Regions from separate parts of the Mus musculus genome. Here region 1 is linked to region 2. A link is a contact called in ENCODE Hi-C or POLR2A ChIA-PET data. All regions are on one chromosome and are shown on one strand. The core of a region is the stretch at or near the end of the contact, and the rest is flanking DNA. Distances in the headings are between cores, read along the strand shown. Region 1 holds the start of Nr4a3 (nuclear receptor subfamily 4, group A, member 3). Region 2 holds the start of Erp44 (endoplasmic reticulum protein 44).

The links. A loop is a pair of places that touch in the nucleus more often than their neighbours do. ChIA-PET counts read pairs that join two places held with the same protein, here RNA polymerase II (POLR2A).
Region 1: a map of left cerebral cortex shows a loop between it and region 2 (7-fold over the local background). The contact joins the promoter of Nr4a3 here to the promoter of Erp44 in region 2. A Hi-C loop is called at or near these places in 5 of 37 maps with a recorded cell type or tissue (T-helper 17 cell, T-helper 2 cell, heart and 1 more). POLR2A ChIA-PET finds 5 or more read pairs at or near these places in 3 of 5 experiments (Patski and embryonic stem cell).

Annotation. Positions count from the first base shown.
Region 1 is chr4:48,043,164-48,046,705 of GRCm38, reverse strand. Nr4a3 (nuclear receptor subfamily 4, group A, member 3) reads right to left here and starts at 1,401. Exons shown (of 8, transcript NM_015743.3): 1 at 990-1,401.
Region 2 is chr4:48,278,077-48,281,534 of GRCm38, reverse strand. It overlaps Erp44 (endoplasmic reticulum protein 44), which reads left to right and starts at 1,946. Exons shown (of 12, transcript NM_029572.3): 1 at 1,946-2,151. The coding sequence starts at 2,095. Invs (inversin) reads right to left here and starts at 1,775. Exons shown (of 17, transcript NM_010569.4): 1 at 1,560-1,775.

The DNA.
Region 1 (3,542 bases), core at 152-2,651, 230 kb after region 2:
GCCAGCTCCAAGAACGTTCTTGGAAATCAAGGGACCAATGCTCATGAGCTCCCGCATGACTGCCGGAAGCCTCCAACAGGTTCGAGAGGTGCCTTTGAAAGCCAGTCTCCGCCGGCTGCGCTCCGCTGCTCGGCTCCCCTTTTCACCATCGAGAACTTTCCTTTCTACTAAGAAGAAAACACTCGGAGCAACTTCTCCGAAAGCTCATTGAAAAGTAACACAAGCCTTTCCCACACCAGCCAAGGCCTGGAGAAGAGGGACCTGGTCCCCACGCGTGTCGGGGCGCGAGAGTCGGCAATTACACCCGATTACCTCCATGGGGAAAAGTGTAAACCAGCAAGTCGGCGACGCCAGGCAGACGTGCCTAGTGGAGCCCGGGGCTCATTTCAATACAATAAGCCGCATTCCTACAATTACACCCTCTTTGCTGAGCTCCTCCAGAGCCTCTGCAAACTCCGGCCGCTGCTGCCCAGGCACTGGCCCTCCTAAGCTTTCTCCCAGACAACCAGCTCCGTTTCACCATTAGACACATTAACTCGGACCCACCAGAGTCCCTATTTCCAATTCCACTTAAAAGGCAGGAAAATTACTGCCGTTCATCACCGGGGCTCCAACTCTGCCTCAGCGGCAGCCGCTGCCGCCGCCGCCGCCGCCGCCGAGAGCATCATTACCATGACAACTAGAGCCGAAATACCCTGAATTACGACGCTGGAGCAGCTACAGCACAAATCCAGGTCCTCCTCTTTGTTAGAGGCTTTTAGCCTCTTTGGGTGGGGAGAGGAATCTCACAAGCTTCAGAGTCCCTGAGGGCCAGCTACAAGGGAAAAGTTTCAGCTTGGAACCCACCGGTAGCTGGGCGAGAAAACCTGAAAGGGGAGGCGGCGGGAGGGGGCCACCCCATATTAAAAGTTGTCAATTTCAGGAGCGACACTTCCCAGCGCGCCAACTTTTAAGCAAGTCCCCACATTAACTGGGCATATCGTACGTACTTGGGTGCTGTGGCGGTTCCGTCTTTAGAGCGAGTTTCTAGAGAGCGACCCCGAAATCTGGATTGGGGGAGAGTCACAGCTGCTGTCCCGGAAGGGCTGCGGTGCACAAACCCAGCGGCTCCCAGAGGCGGTGAGCGGCTGGCGGGGGATGCTGCGATCCCAACTCATGGGAGAGCGCCGCCGAGAGGTTCCGCAGGCATCCAGTCTCCGGCTGCGACCAGGGGGTAGGATGTCGCCACGTTTCCCACCTCCACGGACACTGCGGGCTCTGTCAGCGTTGCAAAGTGAGCCCTGGAGGGGCGTCCGGCTGCGGCGCGGCGCGGCGCGACACTGGCGAGGGAGCCGGGTGAGAGGGGTGTGAGCGCGCGGGAGAGAGTGGAGTGTGTGTGCGGAGCGTGTGAGCGCGCGTGTGTCTGTCTGTGTGTGCAAGTGAAGGAGCGGGTGTGAGCGTGTCTGTGTATGGGGAGCGGAGGAGGAGCAGGCGCTGGAGGGGTGGGGGGCGGGAGGCAGGAGACTCGGCTCTCCCGGCTGCGCGTTCGCTCGCTCTCTCGGCACGTCATTTATGCCACAGGAGCCCTAGCAGCCTCTCCATAGAGTGCCTGGAATGCGAGACGTCAATGTGACGACATGGGACGCTACGTCACCCTCCTCCTCCCTCCCCTGGCCCAGCCGGTTCCGCGTGTGCGAGGGTGTGTGTGTGTGTGTGTGTGTGTGTGTGTGTGTGTGTGCGCGCGCGCGTGCGCGCGTCCTCCGGCCATTCTCACGGCCGCACAATGGAAACCACGGGGAGCTGCGGACCCCAGCCCTGAGGCTTCTCAGATTCGCGCGGCCAACCCCTCTGCACGGGAGCCGCTTGCCAGGGCGCCGGTCTACCAGAGGGTGCCGCAGCCCGCCCGCGGGTCAGGCGGGACCGCCCAGCTGTCAGGCTCCGGGTGGAGCAGAGTTGGAGGAGTGCTGCTGGCTCGCCTCCGAGGCTGCCCCGAGGCATCTAGCCAGGTCCAGGGGGTAAGAGAGAGGACAGCTCTTCCGAAAGGGAAGGCTACGCCAGCCAGCTTCTCCGAGTGACCTGGCAGTCGCAGCTGAAGGAGTCTGGCACCAGGCCGAAGACTCCCAGAGGTGCAGCTGTGCTTCCCTCATGCAATGGTTCTAAGGCTGTTTACGTCCCTCTGGCCCTCTGCGCCTAGGCTAATTTGCCTCTTCCTCCTGTCATGCTGTTAGTGTTTCACCCTAGGATGCAGACAGTTCCAGGGACAAGATTTTATTTCTTTTTACTTATGGTGTGAGGTTCTTGACTGGACGCTTTATAATCCAAAGAAGTGCACATCCAGCCACGCGCGCGCTGCACGAGAAACTATATATAAAACAAACACACCACACGTGTTGAACAGCTGAGTGAGTCTGACTGTTCCTCTACTCCCCAGCACCGGGTCAGACATGGAACTCAACTCGCATTTGAGGGTTGTAGATGCCTCCCCTTCCACCTCTCAAATGAAATATTCAAAATCAGTCAACAGGATTCATTAGGTTGTCTCTAGGGGATCTTAACTATGGTCTCCTGGGGCGGGGGGCGGGGGGGGGGAGGTACATTTGTCTTCCAAGTATGTAGAAAGTCTGGGCGACTGTATAAGGGACAGCGATTTTTTCCTGGAAAAAAATTTAGGGTGTCACTTTCTTGCTGAGAACAAAACAAAACAAATAACAAAAACAAAACAAAACAAAACAAAACATGTTTGAGTTAAGAACTCTTAGTTCCAAAGGTTGCTGCTAACTGAAAGTAACCTCTTTCAGAAAAAAAAATTTTTTTTTACGAAGACGTTAGAATGAAACAACACAGACAGACGCGGTCTCCAGTGGTCTGCTAGAATCTCAAGTGGCATTTTCTTTTGATCTGCCCCAACAATTGAGCGTGTGGGTGGCAAAGTTGGGGGAATAGGATCCCCTAGTCATAGCACATGCTTCAGAATCTAAGAAGGTTCGAACTAGGACCAGAAACTCGAAAAACAAAACAACACATGCATAGTGTGTCTCTCTGTCTACGCCTCCACTTTCACTTTAGCCGGCTGGTGTGCTTAAGACCGTGAGCGGACGCTCCGAAAGTTGTCCCAGTCCAGAGGAACCGAGCCCCCTGGCTGCGGGTGCGTTCCCATCCTAGCCCAGAAGGAAGGAGGGCGCTCCTACATTGAATCCATTCAAAGGCTGGGGGTTGGGGGAGCAGGACCTGGAGCCGCGCGGCGCTGACGCACGCGAGGCGCGTGATTGACGCAGGCGATGTTTCTAAATTGGGCGGTTGGCCGGGCCCAGGCGGCGGCGCGCGCGGCAGATAGCGGAGTAGATTCCCCTCGGTCACCCCCTCCCGTCTCCATTCAGCGCGGCGCGGCGTGGGGCGGGGCGGGGTGGGACGCGCGCGTCCGCGCCGGGATCCGGCGAACCAAATATAGACGGGTCCCAGCTATTTTTAGTGGGACGTCGGGCGCGCGCACGCGCGCGCCGCGCTAAGGGGCGCCCCGACTCTGCCCGGAGAGCGGACTGCCGAGTCGCCATCTTGTACTCGGT
Region 2 (3,458 bases), core at 697-3,196:
CAACTATTCTAGGTACTGTTCTGAATTCTAAAACATCATTGTGGATCCAACGTGAACAGAGTTTTAGGCCTGCTAGACCACAAAAAAACCTTACTTGCTACTTTGAAAAATGTTAAAATAGTTATTTCTATTTCTTTAATAATTATATTGCTTAACCACAATTCTAGCAGTCAGCACAGTAATAGGTATTCAGCTGGTGCTAAGTGAAAGCTATGAAATGTCATGGGTGAGTCTCAAGTCCAAAGGGTAAATCAGACCAAAGTTTAGCTTCAGGGAATAATGAGTTCTGTTCTTTTCTTCCTTCCTTTCTTTTCTTTCTTTTCTCTCCCTTTATTTTTTGAAAGATAGGGTCTTGAAATTCAAAGACTAGGTTGCCTGGGAATTTATTATGTAGCCCACACTGGCCTTAAACTCCTGATCCTTCCATCTCAACCTCTCAAGTGCTGGGAGGACAAGCATATACCACCATAACCAATCCTACTGTTTATCAATTTCTTATTTTAATGAAACTTGGGTTTGGTCAGAGAACATGATGAATGTTACATTGATAAGGCCACTGCCTTAGGAAATAGTGGGTTTAAGTATTGGCTCCACTACACTTTAATTTTGTCTCCCTGGGAAAGCCATTCCTCTAGGTGCTGTTGCTAGTTCTTCATCATTTTCTTCTTCTTCTTCTTCTTCTTCTTCTTCTTCTTCTTCTTCTTCTTCTTCTTCTTTCTCCTCCTCCTCCTCTTCCTCCTCCTCCTTCTTCTCCTTTAGCAGAGATGCTCATTTCCTTGTTGTCCCCACCCCAATAAATAATTTTTTATAGAAAGAAATCAAAGCCACTTTGTTAGTGCTTTAAAATGTATCATCATCATTAAATAATTATAAAATAAGCCTGTGCAATAAACACTCTAATTACTGCTATGCAAACGTAGTGGTGCTGAGCTCACACACAGAAAAAAGAAATTCTGCTTAGGAAGAAAGATTTGGTGACTGTGACAGATGTCAGGGGAATCAAATGTCAGAAGTGGTGACACTTGAGATGGCAAGCCAGAAAGAAAAAGGGTAAGGCCACTTCAGGCAGCAGGAAGGCTGAAGCAAAGAACTGGAGTAGGGAGAATCACAAATGAAGAATGCCTCCTAAGTAGTGATGATGTGGCTAACTTTCCAGGCACGTGGATCTAGCTGGATGTTCACAGAAGATTCTGGAAAGCTACCATACACCAAGTTAAAATCCTTTATTACTTGGTTACTTCGTAATTGTACTGTAAGAAGTGGTCACGGCCACTTGGGCACTGCGCTTTACAGTTTACAGCATGCTTTCCCATCCCTGTTCTCTTCGTTTCACGGACCCTCTGAAACAACCCTGGGTAAGTGATTGACCGAAGCCCCAGTGGTGATTCTCCTTATATAACGGAGGAAGTAGCACAGAAAGAAGAGGCAGCAGCTTGGAGGCCAGGGATGGAGGCTCAGGCCACACCTCAGATCAGGCGGGCCAAGAAAACGCAGCAGCAGCCCGGGGCGGTGCTCTCCATCCTACCCGAGCCGCCGATGCTGGACCGCTTCCTACTCACCCCTGACTCCAAGAATGGCGTCCCGGGGCCGCCCCAGGAGGCACAACCCTCACGGGGCCGCCCCTACCGCCAAGCCAGGCCACTGCGCCCACAGGAACAGACCCCAGGACACTAGAGCCCGGGAGCTCTGAAGAAGTAGCCTGGGGCTCCAGGCTGCACAGCCCTCTGGGAATTGTAGTTCCCGTCCCGGAGGCACAGAGGTACGCGGTCCCTTCCAATCCCGAAGAGCCCCGCGCACAGATGGCTTGGCCGTCGTGGGCACAGGGCTTACTGGGAAAGAGAGTCCCAGCTCTCCGATGACATGGTCAATGAAACTACAGTATGGACTACATTTCCCGACGTGCTTCGAGATGGGCAGGACCCGGAAGTGAGGGCGTGAGAGGCCTCTCTGGAAGTTGTCCCGGGTGTTCGCCGCTGGAGCTCCGGGTCGAGAGGACGAGGTGCCGCTGCCGCCGGCCCCGGAGCCCAGCCCTTTTCTAGCCCGGTCCAGTCCCAGCCGCCACCTCCTGACCCCGCCGTCGACCCCGTCGTTACCATGAATCCTGCGGTCTTCCTGTCTTTAGCAGACCTCAGATGCTCCTTGCTGCTCCTGGTGAGTGTATGTCGGGGTGACAAACCCTCCGACTGTGTCCCTGAACGCCTCCCGCCCTCCGCGAGGGGGAACGGTGCAGCCCCCTGCTTGCCTCGACTCTCCTCCGCTGGCGAGGCGTGCACCCCCGGGCACTACCTTCACTTTGGCCGTTCTTTTGGCTCCTTAAGCCTGCGGTCCACAAGGCCTGCGAAAGCACAGTCAGGGCTTGGAACCTGCAAATAGGAGAATTCGCCTTGGGGGGAGTGAGTGATCCGTGGGAGGGAGGTCACCGCTGAGGCCCCTGGAGTTCGTTTCAGTTTTGTGGACGTTGAGGACCTGCTTGGGGCACCAGAATCCTAAGGGACCTAGGGTACACCTAATGTTTTCTCCCACATGGAGGGGCGTTAGAAGCCGACAGGTGTTGGGGTCGTGTGAATCTCTCTCTGGATCCTTGAAACCGGCTGGCAAAGCCCTCTGTTGTGGCTTAATGTGATTGGTTGGAAACCCGGAACTGGAGTCTGGTTTGGTGTCGACTGGGAGAATAGGAATTTGAAAAGGTGGAGGATGTGATTATCTGACAGGCTCTGCTAGAGCCTCCTGCTAGCCTTGTTGCAACCTCTGCACCCTAGAAGCATACATAAATCTTGGTCAGTGCTCTGAACTGGAGAATAACCAGCTCTCCTGCATACCTAGGTGCTTGGTACTTCCCTGCCTGCCCAACACCATCCCATCTTAGAAAAGAATCTTCCCCCAGTTCTTCTTCTGAAGTCTATCTTGAGTATGCAACTTACTTGGCCTCTTCTTAAGGTCAAATTGAGACAAAAACTGAAGGTCTAACTCCATATGTGAACATGAGAGGAATTTAATTGGACCGTAATGACAGCATTTGAGAATACTTGAATTGTGGTAGATTCTTAGAAAGCTAAGATTAGCATCATTGAATATAAATTACTTTCTTCACAGCTTAAGAATAATAATTAACTTGCAAGAAGCTGTGTAGTTGGTTACAGGCGAAACTGAGTCTAGAAATAGATTTCTTAATTTGTAGTGTGTATTCCCCCGTATCACATAAAAAGTTTAATGTCTGCACTTAAAATACTTTTCATTCTCATTATGGCTTGAAAGCCATTTTTTAAAAAGCTATATATAATACTCTGCTTTTTTCAAAATAAAGTAGTGTAAACTAAATGAAATGAAAATAGTTCTGAAGGCTACAGTTGTGTATAAACGAGGCCACATATGTCTTCTTAGCACTTGTAAGTATATAGCAGTAAATTACTTCTATATAGAGGATCTCTCTCTCTCTCTTCTCTCTCTCTGTCTGTCTC